Linked DNA regions of Mus musculus: region 2 is linked to region 1. Evidence: chromatin loops called from intact Hi-C (ENCODE). Cell type or tissue: gastrocnemius. All regions are shown on one strand. Each heading gives the region's core, and the rest is flanking DNA. Links, peaks and the distances in the headings are about the cores only. Region 1 overlaps Ascc2 (activating signal cointegrator 1 complex subunit 2). Region 2 overlaps Mtmr3 (myotubularin related protein 3).

Region 1 (8,000 bases), core at 1-8,000:
GTTTCTCAATGCGGACAACGCTCAGTATGAGCTGGGTCTGAGACCAAGACTCATCCTGGATCCTCCCTATAGGCCAGCTAAGGAAGGGAGAAAGGTCACAGAACATACGCAACCAATTTTAATATGTCCAATCCGTATTTGACCTCTTGACCTCTCCGCACTTCTTCCCTTTCTCTTCTCTTTTTAGGAAACATATTTACCCAGCAGCCAAGTTACTATACTGACCTGGATGAAACCATTCCCACCATACTTCAGGTACTACCTCTTATCCTTGCCCAGGGGAGAGCAAGCTAGGTATGGGGAGGAAAAGTCTTTGGATTTTTCTTGAGGAACCTGATAGAAATGTTTGCTTTCCCAGACTCCTCTGGAAACGTAGCACAGTGTAGGCCATTTACCTAACGTGTGCAAAGCCTTAGACTCTGTCCTCAGTGGGAGAGGGAGAGGGAAAAGGAGGAGGAGGGGAAAGGGGAAGATCTCATCCCCCAGATTGTCTTTGTCCTGCCCTTGGCTACGTTGCCTTTCAATTCCCCCTTTGCCATCCTTGAACAAGACTGGCATCTGGAGGTTATCTGGCCCTCATACAAAGGCTTTGGTTGGTCTTTTGTCTCCTTTCCCAGCAGCTAACAGTTACTCCTTTCAGAGACCTGCATTTCTCAGATTGGAACTGTGAGGGTTTATAAAACCGTTTTGTGAAAGATTAATGTATATTGTAGAAAATATGAGGAATGTTCAAAAGCTGAAAGGAGCTGGGTGTGGTGGCTCATGCCTGTAGTTCCAGCTCTTGGGAGCCTAAGGCAGGAGATTATCTTGAGTTCCCAGGCAAACTAAGGCTACATAGTGAGATCCTGCCTCAAAAAAACAAAAATAAATTTTTGGTTTGTTTTCTGTGTGTGTGTGTGTGTGTGTGTGTTTGTTTCCTTTGGGGTTTGTGTTTTGTTTTGTTTTTTATTTTTTGAGATAGAGTTTTTCAACATTGCTCTTTCTGTCCTGAAACTCAATGTGACCAGGGAGGCCTCAAACTCACAGAGATCCACCTGCCTCTGCCTCCCAAATGCTAGGATTAAAGGTATATACCACCATGCCCAGCTTCAAAATTAAGATTTTAAGTACAAAAATGAAGATCACATGCCCTGGCAAGATGGCTTAGTATGTCAAAATGCTTGCCAGCAAGCCTTAGGACCTTATTGATCCCCAGAACCCAGAGTGGAAGGAGTCAAGTTGTCCCCCGAGTTTCACACACATGCCTATAAACACACACACAAATAAGTAAAAGGAAAGACAGACAGACAGACTGATGATAACACTGTCAATTTAGCCTTGCTTGATTTTATGACATCCTATTTTCGAGTCTTGTTAATTGTCTTTTGTTTTAACAAAATTCCTATAACCACTGAATGTGATAGCTCATGTCTATAATTTCTGCATTTAGGAAGGAGAGACAGGAAGATTAAGAGTTCAAGGTGGCCATCCTTGTTTGCACAGCGAGATCAAAGGCATCCTGACCTACATGAGACTCAACTCAAAAAATTGTGTGTTTGTGTGTGTGTGTGTGTGTGTGTGTGTGTGTGTGTAGAGAGAGTGTGTGTGTATATATACATATATATGTATACACACACATATAAAAATTATCCTATAGTCATCTATAAAGGATCTAAAAAACTCTTAAATATTACCGAAGGTGTTTCTCAGCCTAATCAGTCAAATCATAGACTGAAGATTCTTGGGGGTTTATATTTTATACGTATGTTCCATGTATGGTTATTAAAAATGGAACTCATGGTTTTGTTTTTTTTGAGACAGGCTCTCACTGTGGCCTAGAACAGGCTATGTAGACCAGGCTGACTTTGAACTCAGAGATTCACCTCCCTCTACCTTCTGAGTGCTAGGATTAAAGGTATGCAGTACCCACATCCAGCCTGGGGCCCAGGGCCTTCCATGTACTTGGCCTGCAGTCTGTCACTGAGCCACACCCTCAGCCCTGCATGGTTTACGTTGAATCCTGTCCACCATCCCACCTGATGCTGTCTCTAGGTCCTAAGGCAGTTCTTGGGTCACCTGTCTCTAGTTGTGGGATGGGGATTCTAGGTGCTTGTTCAGCAGGATGTGGATGAGAGCCCTATGCGCCTTTCTCAGGTCTTCAGCAATATCCTCCAGCACTGTGGTTTGCAAGGGGATGGGACCAGCACCACACCCCAGAAACTCGGGGAGAGGAGTCCGTTGACCCCCAGTGACATGCCTCTCTTGGTAAGGTTGCCCCTGATCCCAGCTGCTTCTGGCTGAGACCTTCAGCCAGAGGCTGGATGCCCTGGGCTGAGAAGATTGCCAGTGCTACAGGCACAGCAGTTTCCTCTCCGCCCCTGCCCCCTGCCTTGGATTTAATCTGTGTTTTAACCTATCCTGTGGGCTAAGAGGCTTTTCAGTAGGTTGTGTTCCTCTCTGGGAAACCTTTTTGGAGCACCAAAAAGAAAAAGACATAAGGATTTGAGAACTGGGTCTAGTCCTCAGTTCTGCTCGACAGGCTCATGAGTCTGTACTGAGGGACCGCCAATGTATGCCAGGTCCTGTGCTGAGTGTGGAGGATAAAGCAGCAAGCAGAAGCAGACATGGTACCATCTTACTCCTGAGCATGACATACAGAAAGTGAGCATGTAAGGAGCCTGAGTGTGTATCAGTCAAACACACAGCTGGGATGAGGCAACTGTGAGAAAATAGCCATTGAGCCAGAGTTTCAGAAGCATACATGCCAGGGGCTGTGGGAGCAAATCGTCTTAGTACTCCGAGCCTCTGTTTCCTTACCTGTCACATGGAGAACCCAGGAGCCACCCAACCTGCCCCACCCCCTGTGTCCTGTGGACCGTCTTTCAAATGTCAACAAGTCTTCACCAGGCTGGTTGGTCTCTCTCTGGGCCCAGTGTTCAGATTCTGGTTCATTTTCCTACAGGTAGAAGAGACTATATCAGAATTCCAGATGACCTTAGCTATCATTGAATGTAGCAAACTCTGAGATTTAGAATGATTAGGTGGCCCAGGTTACCCTCCCAGAGATGCCTCTACCCCACCCCCCACCCCCTTCCTCCCAAGTATCTTCGTACCTACTGAGAACTCTGGCTTTGTCAGTTATGATTTAGGCCCTCTGCAGAGCTGTCTGTGGGGCTGGAAAGAGTAATGCTATGTCTTCTCTTGGTAACAGGAATTAAAGGACATTGTTCTCTACCTGTGTGACACCTCCACCACACTCTGGGCCTTTCTGGACATCTTTCCTTTGGCCTGCCAAACCTTCCAGAAACATGACTTTTGTTACAGGTACATTGGGACTTCTGGTTAAAGTAAGGGCTCTGGTCCATACATTACTCAAATACATATTGATGTAGTCCTTAGAATATACTAGACAAGGGCTGGAGTTGAGAGCACTTGCTGCTCTTTCAGAGGACCCAGGTTCAATTCCCAGCAACTATATGACAGCTCACAGCTGTCTGTAACCTCAGTTCCAGAGGACCTGACACCCTCACTCAGACATACATGCATGCAAAACACCAATGTACAATGAATAAATCATTTAAAAATATATATATACATACATATATATGCATTATACATGTATATGTGTGTGTATATGTATGTGTGTGTAGATAGATAGATAGATAGATAGATAGATAGATAGATAGATAGATATAGATATGCACACACACACACATATATATATATATATACATACACCAGCCTGTCTTCCAGCCTGGGGACACAATAAGAAACATAGATAAAACTTCTGCTGAGAGGAGCCCTCGCAATTGTAACTAAGAATGGGATAAGAGAGGGGAAAAAACCCACAGCAAGATGACAGTTTCAAGTCTGCCTTGTTTGTTTTGTGTACCTTATCAGGGGACACAGTGACAGCCAGTAAGAACTGGCATAATGAGGAAACAGCAGAGGTGTGCAAAAGGAGAATGACTCATAAAAACATCCTTGAGCAATAAGCAGGAAGCCTGGTGCACTGGCTGTCCTGCCATCCCAGCTCCTCAGGAAGCTAGCTGAGACAGGAGAGTGACTTGAGCCCCATGATTTGAAGCTAGCTTGGTCAATATAACTAGACCTGGTCTCAGAATCTCAGATGAAGAGAAAGGATCCAAGTCTTCAAGATAGAAAGGTTCTGGTGACAGGAGGTGTGTTGAAGCAGATGTGAAATGTACAAAAAGCCCAGACTAACTAACTGCCAGGTGTGGTGGCATAGAACTTTAGTCCCAGCACTTGGGAGGGAGAGGCCTGCAGATCTCTGAGTATAAGCCGTGGTCTACATAGACAGTTCCAGGATCTTCAGGGGTACATAAAAAAAAAACTCTGTCTCAAAATAAACAAACAAAAAACCAACACCCAGACTGTTTCAGAGAGAAAGGACCAGGGAGTGGAGTGTAGCCTGATAAACTAGTTGAGGCCTCCAGGACTCCAGAGCAGGGAGCTGATAATAAAATGAGGATGTAAAAAAATAGTAAATATTTGCTGACAGGCTGTGGAAAGTGGGGTTTATTCCTATGTACTGGAAACATGGGAGGCTTCAGTCCAGAGAGTCCTAGCGAAGAGGGTGCTGAGATGGACAAGCACTTAGAGGAATTTATGGAAAGAAGGGAACCTTTGCCCAGTTAGCATGTGCCGTGAGAGAAGGAGAACGTGGGCTTGGGCACTCCCAGACTAGAGTGAAAGGACCTGCTCATTGCCTGGCAACAGAAAGTGCTGGCCTCTTCCCAGTGGCCTATAACTGTTGCTCTCGCCGGGCAATCCCAACCATTTGCAGCAGCTTCTGGGAGCAGTCCATCTCCCTCCCTCCCTCTCACCTCTCCATCCATCCTGCCATTTACCCACCCATTTTCAACAAAACAGTTATCTAGCTCTGTCTTGTGCCAGAGATGGCAGCTGGTCCTCTGACTCCTCTGTGGTCTCTGTTGGCGATACTCAGACATTAGGGTTGCTCAGCTCCCCAGGGGTCATTAGAATAAAGTGCTGACCAGCATTCTCCAGATAAGAAAGGGCTTGGGGTAGGACTGTAGCTGTCCACTTTGGGGAGAAGAGGTATTTTTAATAATAAAAGAGCGTGTGGAAATGTAAAACGGATAGGAAACCAGAAACTGAAATCACCCTCAGGAATTGTATTGCTCTCGGCATTTTATACTCTGCCTATTTTCACTTACTTTAAGCAGTTTTCTCATTTTGTCCAAGCATCTCCCCAAATAAGCACAGATGGCTTCTGAGGGATGAAGCTCTGCAAGAGACAGTGAAAGCAGAAGATTCTTGGAGTATAGGGAAGAAAGGATGTACTGTAGAAGTGACTGTTCTTGACTGTCTATAGCCTGCAGCCGGCCCAACCTGTCCCAGCCTGTGCTGCAGACACGAACACCCACACATACAACCCCAGTTCCCACAGAACTGGGTTAGCGGTCACACTTATCCAAAGGGCTTGCTTCACTTTCCTCTCCCATCCACTCAGCCGAGTGTGCAGTGTCTGCTCTTGGTCATGAGTCAGTAGTACTTTCACTTTGACAGGACTCAAAAAAGAGCAATGACTCAGCAATTAAGAGCAGGGTCTGTCTGCCAGGGACAGAGTCCACTTCCCTGCACCCTGTAACTCCAGCTCCAGGTCTCCTGGCTTCTGTGGGCCCCCTTACACATGTCACTCACACACACACACACACACACACACTCACACAGAGACAAACACATATACACAATGTAAAAACCTTTTAGCAATGTAAACTATCTGGTGAACCGTCTTCCTCCCCCTTTTCTAGTTCTTTCCTCCCAGATCAACACTGTCCTTAGTTTGTGATTTTTCAGAGATGTGCAAAATAGGAAGATGCGCACATTATTTCTCCTTTTGCAGCAATGAGAACGAAACCCAGGCCTTTATAAATGCTTATAAACCCAGGAATTCTACCACTGAGCTACCCTTCTAACCCCTCCCCCTTTTTAAAAATTGGAAGCTGTGGCGGGGAGATGGCTCAGTGTCTCCAGGGTGACTGAGCAGCCGATGCAGCTGGCATACTAGACACCAGAGACAGATGTTTTTATTTTTTGTGGCTTTTTTCAGTTGTTTGCTGTTTGAAAATACATAACATTGTACACACAGCACTTCATACCTTTGCAAGCATATTTGCGGATTAATTCCTAGAAGTAGAAATGCAGGGACAGATGGCATCTTTAATTCTCACATCTTGCCAAATCACCCTCCCACTAACAACATAGCCTGGCAAGAGTTGAACCAGCTTGGGCCCAGCTGCCCTCTCTGGCCTCTGCTGATGCCGTACATAGAAGGGCTTGTTCCTCTTGGCTCAGCTTTTCTCGGCCACATGCAGTGCTGCAGTGAGGTAGACACTGCAGAGCCTGCTCCGGGCAGGGTGCGCTTGCCGAGCCCCTGTGTGAATTCAGCACCACACTAGGCACTTACTCGCACCTCTGAGTCTGGGAGACTTGAGATGCTCGGAGGAAGAATTAGACCCTAGAAAAGAACCGCTCTGTCAGTGTCAGGGCAGCGTGTCCTGCGTGCAGCAACTCTGGCCCCTGGAAGGAAGAATCTTGCAGCTAAGTACATAGTGAGGAGGTAGGGCTGGAGTGCTGCAGTCGGGGTTAGGGAGAAACGGACAGCTGCTTCCCAGGCCGCCCGCCTCCACTAGTCTTCCTGCCCCAGCTTCCCACGTAGCTGGAAATACAGTCATATGGAACTGTGACGCACTCATCATGTATGTATGTATAATTTTTTTGAGGAAATTATAGATTTATTTTGTCCATGAGTGTGTTTTGCCTGTATGCATGTGTGTTCATATGTGCATGCCTGGTGCCTGTGGAGTACAGAATGCATCAGATCTCCTGGAACTGGAGTCACAAACATTGTGAATCACTATGTGGGTCCTAGCAACCAAACCCAGGTCCTCTGGAAGAGCAACAAGTACTGTAACTCCTGAGCCGCCTCTCTAGCCCTGTTGTATGTGCATCATTTTTAGTTGTTTTGCTGTTAAGGCAGGGTCTTGCTGTATAGTCCAGGCTGGCGTCCAGCTTACGATCCTCCTGCTTCAGATTCCCAAGAGCTAGAATTACAAGCATGAACTGCCACATCTAGCTTGTAACCTTGTACTAAGAGTTACGGTGCAGCCTGGTGGTGGGGGTGGGGGTGGGGGTGGTGGCGCACACCTTTAATCCCAACACTCAGGAGGCAGAGGCAGGCCATCTTGGTGAGTTCAAGTCCAGCCTGGTCTACAGAGAGAGTTCCAGGACAGCCAAAGTTACATAGTAAGACCCTGTTTCAAAAAACAAAAGAGACAAAAGGTTGTAGGAAGCCTAACATCTGTACTCGTTTCCACATACCAACTGATAGACGCATACACACATAACTAAAATAAATGTTAGTTATATATGAACTAACTCAGTTCATAAAACAAATACAGTGTGTAGTGTATGTAAGTCCTGAGCATATTTTAGCCTGTTCTCAGTAAATACATTGCATTGTCACGTGGAAACAATTTGTAGAGATTTCAAATCCTGCCCAAAAAGAAAAAAAACTACTTTATATCTTAGAGCCAAAGTAAGAAAAATGTATAGGTAACTGACTGTGCATTTTAGGGCTCATAGAATTGGCAAATTTTGAGCAAGGAGAAAGGTAGTCCTGTGCCTCCTTCACAAGCCCAGGAGTCGTGTGTAGACCCTCTGGTCACCTTGTTAGAATAGGCAAAGTTATGGTCACTTCCCATGAGGCTGTTGGAGTAGCCCAGTTCCAGGGTAGCCCCAGAAAATGACCATGGGCTGGGCTGGGCTGGGAGGGTGGGTTGACTCAGTAAAGCAAAGTGAGAGCCTGAGTTTGCTCTCTTCAGAACCAATGTCACCGTGGAGGGTGTGAGTACTCTTCCTGTGTCCCAGTGCTGGGAGACAGGGACAAGCTCTCTGGCTGCTGAGCATCAGGTCAATGAAAGGCCCGTCTCTGAGGTGGGCTGCTTTCCTGAGTGCAGCTCCTGAAGTTACCC
Region 2 (11,087 bases), core at 1,448-9,447, 160 kb before region 1:
GAACGCCTTTAATCCCAGCACTTGGGAGGCAGAGGCAGGTGGATTTCTGAGTCCGAGGCCAGCCTGATCTACAGAGTGAGTTCCAGGATAGCCAGGGCTAAACAGAGAAACCCTGTCTCGAAAAACCAAAAAAAGAAAAAAGAAAAGAAAAGAGAAGAGAAGAGAGAGGAGAGAAGGGGAGAAGGGAGAGAAGAAAAGAGAGGAGAGGGGGAGGAGAGGGAGAGGGAGAGGGAGAGGGAGAGGGAGAGGGAGAGGGAGAGGGAGAGGGAGAGGGAGAGGGAGAGGGAGAGGGAGAGGGAGAGGGAGAGGGAGAGGAGAAAACTGCCTTGGTCTCGATGCCTTTTTTTTTTCCTTAGATTTTATTTATTTTACGTATATGAGTACACTGTAGCTGTCTTCAAACACAACAGAAGAAGGCATTAGATCTTGTCACAGGTGACTATGAGCCACCATGTGGTTGGTGGGATTTGAACTCAGGACCTCTGGAAGAGCAGTCAGTGCTCTTAACCATTAAGTCCAGTCTTGATGTCTTTTTACAGCAACAGAATAGTGACTAAGAGTCAGACACTGCTTCATCCTCAGGGCTGACTGCTACCATGTACATGAGTGGCACTCATATTGTGGCAACAACCAACAGAAAAGGGTTTGCTGCTTCTGTTCTGAGGCCTGAGATCTATTATGTGCTGCACATCCAAACCCTGTGACAGAACTGTGTTACCCATGTACCAGTGAGGCTGGGTACCCCAAACAAAAACTAAAGGTCAACTAAGAAATAACTAGATTGGAAAGAGCCTCCAAATTGATTATCCAATACCAAGTGATCAGTCCTGAAAAAAAAAAAGTAACACTATATGGACTGAACAGATAATATTTATATACTTAGAAATATGCACACACATTGTAGGCATATGTACTATGTGAAGATGTGTCTCTTTCCTTCTTTGCCTGCTTAAGGCACCTTCTGATTGGTCAAAATTAAAAAAAATCTGATGGCCAAGAAGGTGAGGAGGTTAGAAAGTGGGACATTAGCAGAGAGAAGAACTCTGGCAAAGAGTTCAGGCACAGGAGTTTTCTCCGTCCGGGCTTGGAGGAAGTCGGACATATGAAACTGAGGAGAAGTAACCAGCCATGTGGCAGAGATAGAATAGAATAACAGGATAATTACTTACGGGCTAGCTGGGAAACAAAGTAGGCATTTATTAGTAAATGATAAGCCTCCGAGTTGTTATTCGGGAACTGGGGCAGACATAGAAAGCCTGAATAGCCACACACATTATAATAGGGGTGGAGAGAAAGGGGAGGGGGAAAATGATGTAATTATATTTTAATTTCAAAAATAAATTAAAAACAACAACAACAACACAAACTCTGCAAAGGAGCTGGACTATTTTTTCCACAGTTGATGTTCTATGCTGTAGAAAAAAACAGCTTCTAGGCCAAGAAGACTATCAACAGGGATCAAAAGTATAACTAAGGGTCACTAACAAACAAAAGATACCTCTAAACTCATTTAAAATCAAACCAAACCAAACCCAGCAATACAGCGGCAACAACAAAAGAAGCATACGCATTAAAGCCAAGCCTTACTTTCCAGGATCTGGCATCTGTGTGCACAGCAGCCGCAGAGACTGGAAACTCCTCCGGATAGAATGTATGTTTGCCATTCCCATAAACACAACTTCACAGTTAGGATAATACTCTGTAGAGAAAAACAATTTAAAAAAACCCACAATACATTCAAGTTAAGGATCTCACCAGCAAATGTAAAAGCAGCAAAGTAGCAGCACTCAAACAGCAGGGCCGTGGCAGAGTCAGAAAGGGCGGAACACTAGAGCTCTGTATTTACTACCTCCAACTGACCCCGCTTTTCTAAGAAGTCCGTGGGAGTGGCAGGAAGCTAGTGATTCACTTATGTACTGTGAGAGACAACAGATTGAGAAACAGAGCCTCTACAGACCTGTGGGCAGAGACCAGCTTTCCTATCCTTGAGGTTGGTACACAGGAGGAAGATGGTCTGCACCTCAGCCAAAGCTCACAGAGGTCAAGGATCCAGAGAGACGGCCTGGCTTTCTGGATGCAGGGCAAAGAACGCGCTTTGCCATTTACTTTAACTGAAGCCTAGGCTGTGAGTGAGGGGCACTGACAAGGACAGATGATGCGGGGACAGACTATACACCCACCTGGGCACTCACAGCCTCCTCCTTTGGCTCGATTTGCCACAGCTGCTGCATAGGAGCGTGCATCCAAGATCAAAAGCTTCTGGGGCTGGAGAGCTAAACTTTCTGCTCCTGAAGTATTTGACAGAGAGGAATCTGCAGGCATCAAGAAGGGGATAAAAACTAAGCAGACCCAGCTCTCCTAGAACTGTGACTATCTAGTACCAGAGGCACATATTACAGTAAAAACAGAACAAAATGAACTCCAATCAATGGAGCCGCCTAGCCAGACCTGGTTCTTGCCTTCAGTGTACCCTCTGCCTCTTGAAATTGATAAGGATTTATTTTCCAAAACCAATTCCCAAAGCACATTAGATGAAACTCCCACTTCACCTAATGTCTTACCCTCATTTCTACCCCTGTAGTCCTTTCATAAAAGCAGGTATTTTTCTCCACAGACTGGAGACAACCCACATCCTCATCCAATTACTTCATTCTTGTCACAATGGCAAGGAAGACAACATTTGCCTTGAAACAAAAGATTTTCCAGTGCTTTGTCAAGACCTGTCCCTCCTCAAACAAACTCACTGAATTCTCTCTTATAAAAGTAACTTTAGGGCTGGAGAGATGGTTCAGTAGTTAAAAGCACTGACTGCACTCCCCTGATGTGTCTGAAGTCAGCTACAGTGTACTCACATACATTAAACAAACAAATACATACATACATACATACATACATACATATTCAAAAAAGAAAAGTAACTTTATACAGCCAGGTGTGATGATGTATGCCCCAACAATCAGGAAGTAGAGGCAGGCGGTTCTCTGTGATGTCAAGGCTAGCCTGGTCTAAATAGTGAGTTCCAGGACAGAGATTCAAAAACTCTGATTTAACATTGTATCATTTAAGGAAAAGGCACTTTAAGATAAGCTTTTCGGATGCTTTAAAAAACTGCTGCATGGGCCTAGTGAGCACCTTACCGAACTCCACATCTGAAAGATCCCCTGCGTTGGGAAAGTCCCGACAACTGTTCCGAGTGGAAACCTTGCTGATACTTGACTGAGAGTCAGAAGCACAGGCTCTGGCCACTGACTGCACCAGATGTTCATCATCAGCATTTCGCCAGCCCCACCAGCTAACCTCCGGTTGTCCGCAGCGGGCAATGACAGCTCCATTGCTCTGGTGCCTGTGGGGAGACAACAGTGAGTGTCCTTCCCCAGTTTCCCATCTGGAAGCCCCTCATCCCCTCCCCTCCTGAGTGTACTGTTTCAAGGCCCCATCTGATGCTCTGCACTCATAAAAGGATGGAAATTGATTGTAAATAGCCTGATGCTTTCTCAATCATCATCTCATGATAGTGCTCTCTGTAAAGTTACCAACAAACGGTAAGAGAATATTCTTAGAGAAAATGAACTAGCACTCACAGTTTAGATATTCTGAATCTTTATTTTTGGGAAATAAGATTTTAAAAAAAAAAATCTATAAATATTATACCAGTTCTACTATGTAATAATTAAGCACAAACACCCATTTCTGATACTGAATCCAACACATAAAGCTGCTAAGGTACAAAACAAACTGTTCTGCCTCACTTCTGAAGGTTTACTGCAGTATCCATATATTCACTACTGCTGGCTTGATGATTCTTTCCAAACACATCCCATCTCTGCAAATACAACATTCTCTTGGCCTACAGTGAAATCCTTTTACAGCTCTCCAGAGATGTCACGTGTCACAAGTTAGTCTTACTATGGACACAGTGCTCGATGCCCAGTCATGCTTGCTCAAGCATCTCAGAGGGAAGAAATCACAACCCAGCAAACTATACTCTGACAGATTCTTTTCCAAAGCCAGAAATGATTCTCAGAGTCCACTCTGAGATGCTACTAAATTTTCATGTTTTCCAGCATGTCAATTAAAAAGTTGGAAAAATGTAATATTTAGTTGTAAAAAAACAAAGTTTAGACCCATGCTATGCCATAGATAAATTGGAAAGTGTCACATAGAGTGAAGTGAGCCCATCACAAAGGACATGAGTTGTTAAGATGTATTACCTAGTCAGAATAGGCAAATCTAGAGAAACAGTGCATTCCTGGCTCTAGCTTGGGATAGAGCAGTTGGGGAAGTAAGGAATGACTGCCAATGAGTGTGAGGTTTCATTCTGTTCAATGAAAATACAGTAACACTGTTTGTAGAGGTGGGTTAGCACAACTCTAAATGTAATGTAGTAAAGATTGCTAGATTGTATTAGCATACCTAAAGCTTCCTTAAGGTTGAAGTGCTATAAAAATGGAGAGCTCAGTGGTTAAAGCACTGGACCCACTCCATGCCTGAACTCATGTAAACGGAGAAGGAGGCACTGACTCAACAAAGCTGGATCACATGTGCTGTGGCATGTGTGCTTGTACACACACACACACACACACACACACTAAACAAATAAAATTTTATAAATCTTTTAATTAAAAAATATTTTTGCTCTGTGTGTGTGTGTGTGTGTGTGTGTGTGTGTGTGTGTGGCTACAACTGAAGGCAGCTGTGAAGTCCAGTGGGGGAGGGGTGCCGGTGACCAAACTCCATTGCCCTGGAAGACCAGCATGTGCTCCTCACCACTTAGCCAACTCTTCAGCCCCAAGAAATACTTTACAAAATCTGGTAAGCAATATTCTACCAATTCTATATACTGAAGAAAATGCTCATATTCTTTAAAATGCTCTTGAATTTGCACATGCAAACCTGCACACAGATAGTAGAGATGGGTTTACACAGAACACAGTATTCCATTCCTTTTTCCTTTTTTAGGAAATAATGTGAGAAAATATAATCCTTAAATTCACAAGCACTAGATTAAATGTGGTGGTAGCAAATCCCACTAGAGTAGTCTGCTTAGAGGTTTTCAATCCCACCTCACCTTGAGTTGCGAACAGCTCGCAGAACACATCATTACCAACACCGCATGGGCTCACACTCAAATCAAACAAATGATGTGAAATTCCATGGTTTTTGCTGCGTCTCCCTATCAGGCTGAAAACCACAGATCTGAAATGACTGCAAACTTCCCAGAAAAGGGTGAAGGGACCTTTCCTGAGAGGCCTCTGTCTCTGCAAGGCTTCCTAGCACAGAGGCAGAACAGCAGATGGCACTCTGGTCTTGGGTTTTCAGGGCCAACTGGGTCACTACAAGTAGCAGTAATTGATCTCCTAAAAAGCTTTGTATTGCATGAAAGCCCACTCAATGACAAAAGTTACAATCACTTTAAAATTTAAAAGAAAAAAGAAAATTAGATAAAACAGACATTTTACCATCTTAACAAACAGAACTTGCTAAAATACAAAAAGGTAAAAGGTCTAGTAAAAAAAAAAAAACTTACTAAACATGGAATGCTTCCATTGTACATGAAGATGCAATGGTTTTAACTGCCTCTAATCCAATGGTCAGGCAAGCTCTCTATCTGATAAGGATCACCATGCACACAGAGATGCTGTAAGCTGCACAACAGATGGAAGTCTCTCAAGATCTTGCTGTGTTAGAGCAACTCTGTAGCTCTAATCAGGTACTGGTTCAGGCCAGTATTGCAAAGTAACTGCTGCGAATGACTTTGCTGCAGTCCACACATAACTAAATCTGGGAAATGCTGGATTTAGGGGCATTTTGCTATTTGTGGTGGTTTGAATGAGAATGGCCCCCACAGGTACATATACTTAAATGCTTAGCCATAAGGAGTGCCACTATCTGAGAAGGATTAGAAGCTGTGGCCTTGTTGGAACAGGTGTGACTTGTTGGAGGAAGTGCATCATTGGGGATTGGCTTTAAAGTTTAAAAAAAAAAAAACCCATGCCAAACCTTGTCCCTCTCTCTTGTCTCTTGGCCTGCAAATCAAAAAGTAGCTCACGGGGACTGTTCTAGAGCCCTGAGTGCAGCCATGCTTACTGTCATGCTGCTAAGGAACTAAACTTCTGAAACTGTAGCCCCGTTAAATGCTTTCTTGTAAGAGTTGCCTTGATCATACTGAATAAGACATCATCTCTGCTGGCACTGAAAAGTGGTGGAGTGTCCTGAACATTCTTCAAGACACCCCCAACAAAACTAAACAACACAGGGATCCAATTCTGAGATAAGAGACATAAGACACATGCCCTTCAATAGAGAGCAGCTCCAGGAAGCCTGCTTGATTTACAGAACTATACCAAGAACTTTCAACCACAATCTTGGCAGGTTTTCTCTCAAGGATTGATGGTGACAATTTCTACTTATCCACATAGTCTAGGTATCTAGAATGAGCAACCCTAGAACTCACACCTTCCAGAATTGAATTACAGAAAAGAAAGAAAAAAAAGCTAATTAAAAAACAAAAACGTATTCTAAGGAGCTCTTCTTAGCTAGCATACTTAAGCTTTCTGCCTAAAGGAAGAAAAATGGCTTTTACTGAAAGCCTTTTACTCAGAAAGAGTACTTCCCCCTTCTGCTCCAAGTCACAAGTCTCATAAATGCCAGGCAGTCGATCTACCACAGCTGTTGGTCCATCCAGCAGCCAGCTGCTTTCCCAGCCTCCCAATCCCTTTAGCTTCCTGTTCTCTAATTCCATGTCATTCTCAGTGCCTGAGTGACAGGTAAATTTGGTGACCTACTTTGGTGTCTGAAAACAAAACTGATGAAAATGGACACTGAAGGCTTAATGGGTCCTACTGAGCCACAGGCAGTGTCCTTCACGTTCAGTATTCAGGGTGGCATCAGAACTTGCCTTCGATAGGCTAAATGAACAAGCTGGTTACCTTCCCAAGACTGTCACAAGAAATATACCTTCCTAAAGCCTCAATATTGGAGTGCAATAGGTCCTGGTGTGGTACTTTTTAACTAAGCCATTGTTTGGCTCACTTTGGTCAGTCTAAAAGGTCTACAAACCACAAAGTAAAATGGAGAATGTTAACATTACAAGACATAATACGACTTCCTAAAAATTTAACATGACTGTGTAACAGCAAATTGGTCACTAACTTATAAAGCTAGTGCTTAAGTATGTACTCTATTTCAAATGTCACTTAAAGGCATTAAAGTGTTAAGAGGACCTCGTTTACATACTATAGCACATCTGTGTATCACCAACCCCTTTTTAAAATGTGCACCCTTAGCCCTTATATAGATACCATTCCCTCATAGTAAAAACCCCTATGCAGGCAGAGGAAGGCTTGTAAGAAGCTCATGACATATGCAGCTCTCCAAGGGTTGTAACAGCAGCAAACACTTGCTGGGGAAGAAAACTTTGGTAGACATGTCTGTAGTGTCTAGCTAAAGCCAATAATGTGGCTGTCACGAGTTACCACTCTGGGGAGTCTTCCAGTGATACAGCTACTTCTGAATCTTCTATAGCCCTCCAGCTCATCCTTTACCCACACACACTCCTAGAAGTGACCTTAGAAGCTCCCCGAGGTCAGCAAGACAGCCTCAGGTGGAACCATTTCTTAGGTCTGTAGTCAGTGTCCTATCTGGGATTTATAGAGGGCTGTTCATGTCTCCCCACAAGATATTACTCTATAGCTCTCATGTCTTGTGTCTCTGAAACTTTCTGTCTAGCCACAAGTGATTCTAATTCATCTCAAAACAAGAGTCCTTCCTTCCACATGTCACATGTTAAAGTGACAATCACAAACACCATTAGAGTTCATTGAGCTCTATTCTAAATCTCACCAATCTTTCAACACAAAAGTCCTGTTAATCATCTGAAGCTAAATACAATGAATATAAGAAAAAAATGTTATTTTTATTTTTTTTAAAGATAGGGTCTCCCTGTATAGTAGCCCTGCCTATCCTAGAAGTTCTTACATAGACCAGGCTAATCTTAAAGTCGCAGTTATCCACCCGTCTCTATCTCCTGAGTGCTAGGATTAAAGCTGTGCATTGCAACAGGTGGCCCAGCACTGCTCTATTGAAATATTCTCATCAGGGTTCCCCTGCATTGCCAGCTGCTTCTGCTCTGGACACAGTGAGTGCTGGTGTTTTTCTTTCTGTAGACACAGCTTTAGCAACAAGGAAGCATGCACTTGCCAGGGACTGTCGCTGCCAGGTCAGCAGCTGTCAGGACAGTGAGCAGTAGGGAGAAGTACCTGGAGCTGGTCTGCTTACATACCTGTAGATGACAGCAGGGATGCGCTTCCAGGATCTGAAGCCTGCCACGCTTTCCAGCTCTTTGTCAGTGATCCAAGCAGGCACTATGAGCTCTTGTGGATAACTACCACATAATCTGTTGGAAACAAGAGAACGGTGGTAAGAAGGAAAGAAAAGGGGAGAAGATGGAGGAGTGAGAGAGGGGCAGAGGGATAGGACATGAGCTGGCACAGGAACACTATTCATGCCATTACAAAGCCAGTTAAAAAGGCAGTGAGGTGCTTGCCTAGCATGTTCAAGGTCCAATATTCATTCGCTAGCACAGGAGAAAAAAAAATGGCAGACGAGAAATCAAGGGGGCATTATTTGAGGTTGTTTTGGTCTCCTTACCAGAATAGGCAGCCATAATGTTTGCTTATATTATACAAATTATCTTTGATGGTTCAATCTGGTGCTGCCTTTTGGAATCTGATAATCTAACAATGAAAAAAACGAGAGTTGAGGGACAGTCTCCTTCTCCATAAAAATTCTCTGTTGTAAATTGTGTGCGTGTGTATAAGTACAGAAAGAAATATCTATGTCCCCTCTCTTAGCTTCAGTCTTCCAGGCTCTTTGTCAAAATGAAGCACGAAAAGGACGAAGTCAGATCGCCTCTTCAGATTAACTTCTCACCTAACTTGAACCAGTGTCCTAATTCTTTTTTTTTAAAAAAGATGTATTTATTTTATATATGTGAGTACACTGTAGCTGTCTTCAGACACACCAGAAGAGGGCATCAGAACTCATTATTGATGGTTATGAGCCACCATGTGGTTGCTGGGAATTGAACTCAGGACCTCTGGAAGAGCAGATGGTGCTCTTAACCACTCAGCCATCTCTCCAGGTCCAGGGATGTCCTAATTTTCAGTAACAAGTACAGCCAGGAGTTATACAGATGCCATACACACCAATAATCCCAATGAGCCAAATTAGTAATGTGAGCAAGCTATTAACCATGATTTCTATAAAATACACGTCAGAAGAAACTATTTCCTGTTCTCTCTTCCTCGCACTTTCACTCCCTTGCTTGCTCATTTTAAAACAAAAGGTGTTTTTGCATTCTAGTCAGATTTATTTTATTCACAGGACACTATCACTAGGTAATCTTCCTTTTGAACACTGAAAGCAGTATGAAATTTAGTCCTAAAACTCAAAAACTATCTGTGCTGGCTAGTTTTTATGTCACCTTGACAAGAGCTAGGGGACATGTGAGAAGAAAAGCTAAGAAAATTCTTTCATTGGACTGGCTTATAGGCATTTTCTTGACTGATGAATGGTGTGGGAGGGTCCAGCCCACTGGACAGGTGATCCTGGATGGTATAGAAATCAGTTGAGCAAGCCATGGAGAGTAAACCAGTACGCAGTACTTATCGATAGCTTCTGTCCTTGCCCTGAGGTTCCTACCCGGAGTTCATGTGCTGACTTCCTTTGATGACTATGATGTGGAAATATAAGCAAAATAAACCTTTTCTTCTTGAAGTTGCTTATTGGTAATGGGTTTTATTTCAGCAATAGAAACCTTAACTAAGATGCCATCACCTCCATCACCCTGCCCTCCTCTATGCATCACAAGGAGACTTGAGACATAAGGGTTCTGATTACTCAACACTACACCTCGTTCTTTCCTCCCCATTTCCAGAAGATAAAGAACCAGAAATTTAAAAGCCACTGAGCCAGAAGGATGGTTGCGATTGAGAATAAGCTACGCAAACTTCCTAACACCCATTCAAACTCTTTTTTTGTTTTGTTTTGTTTTGTTTTTCGAGACAGGGTTCTCTGTATAGCCCTGGCTGTCCTGGAACTCACTGTCGACCAGGCTGGCCTCGAACTCAGAACTCTGCCTGCCTCTGCCTCCCAAGTGCTGGGATTAAAAGCGTGCACCAACACTGTCCTGCTCAAACTCTTTAAAATGACCTGCGACAGTGACCACAGCAACTACTCTAATAGCTTGTCTTGTTCTTTTTATTTTGTTTTATGTTCAAGACTAGATATGGCTCTCATTTGTTAGCAGTAGAATAAATGTTTCACAGTCCCGGAGGCTGACTTGTTCCTGTGAGCTGGCGATTCCTATGCTCACTGTCCAGCAGACACTACACCTGTTCTAGTCAGAAGTTAGCTCTTCTCACTGTTGGTAAACAGTTCCAGTGGAAGAAAAGAAGGTTCCAGTCAGCAAAGCCTATGTAAGCTCAGATTTCTTTCTTTTTTTTTTTTTTTTTAAAGATTTTATTTATTTATTTATTTATTTATTTATTTATTTATTATATGTAAGCACACTGTCGCTGTCTTCAGACACTCCAGAAGAGGGAGTCAGATTTCGTTACGGATGGTTGTGAGCCACCATGTGGTTGCTGGGATTTGAACTCTGGACCTTCAGAAGAGCAGTCGGGTGCTCTTACCCACTGAGCCATCTCACCAGCCCTAAGCTCAGATTTCTATGGCTACTCTGTCCTCCAACCTGCCTCTGACAACAGCTCCATGGGAAGCTCTCGAGTCTTTGTAACCTCCAGGTTCTTAACTTCTTGGTAAGGCCCCATGTGAAGAGTTGCAGTGAGTAAGACTTTCCAGTGAAAAATGGCCAACCACAAAAAGACCAAGAAAATGGGTATTATAATCTGAGGTGACAGAAAAAGATCAAAGGATGGAACATACGAGTAGAATATATTCATCTCATTCTCCTCACAGAAACTGACAAAATCCCAGTATTTAGCCACCCTCTCTCACCAAAGTACTTACATGTGTTAAGTTTTAAGGAAACAGGTAATGAATGAATTTAATAATAGTTTTAGCAT

What was found. Hi-C counts contacts between places; a loop is a spot of excess contacts. Peaks named below come from ENCODE experiments on the same cell type or tissue, not always from the same donor. Only the 100,000 strongest peaks of a DNase experiment are listed, where the experiment ranks them.
Region 2: a loop joins it to region 1, with 2.5 times the contacts of the local background. A loop is called at or near these places in 4 of 42 quality-filtered maps.

What each region holds. Positions count from the first base shown.
Region 1 is chr11:4,656,082-4,664,081 of GRCm38, forward strand. Ascc2 (activating signal cointegrator 1 complex subunit 2) reads left to right here. Exons shown (of 20, transcript NM_029291.2): 6 at 188-255; 7 at 2,134-2,244; 8 at 3,191-3,303. Among named protein-coding and RNA genes, the nearest start is that of Ascc2, 22 kb to the left of the region's middle. In gastrocnemius, for the core only: no CTCF peak of the experiment used is centred there; DNase peaks (open chromatin) are centred at 4,769, 5,991 and 6,293; H3K27ac peaks cover 1,546 bases.
Region 2 is chr11:4,495,751-4,506,837 of GRCm38, forward strand. It overlaps Mtmr3 (myotubularin related protein 3), which reads right to left. Exons shown (of 19, transcript NM_001373897.1): 8 at 8,282-8,395; 9 at 3,138-3,343; 10 at 2,181-2,312; 11 at 1,588-1,699. Among named protein-coding and RNA genes, the nearest start is that of Hormad2, 60 kb to the left of the region's middle. In gastrocnemius, for the core only: a CTCF peak has its summit at 5,286 (motif pointing right); no DNase peak of the experiment used is centred there.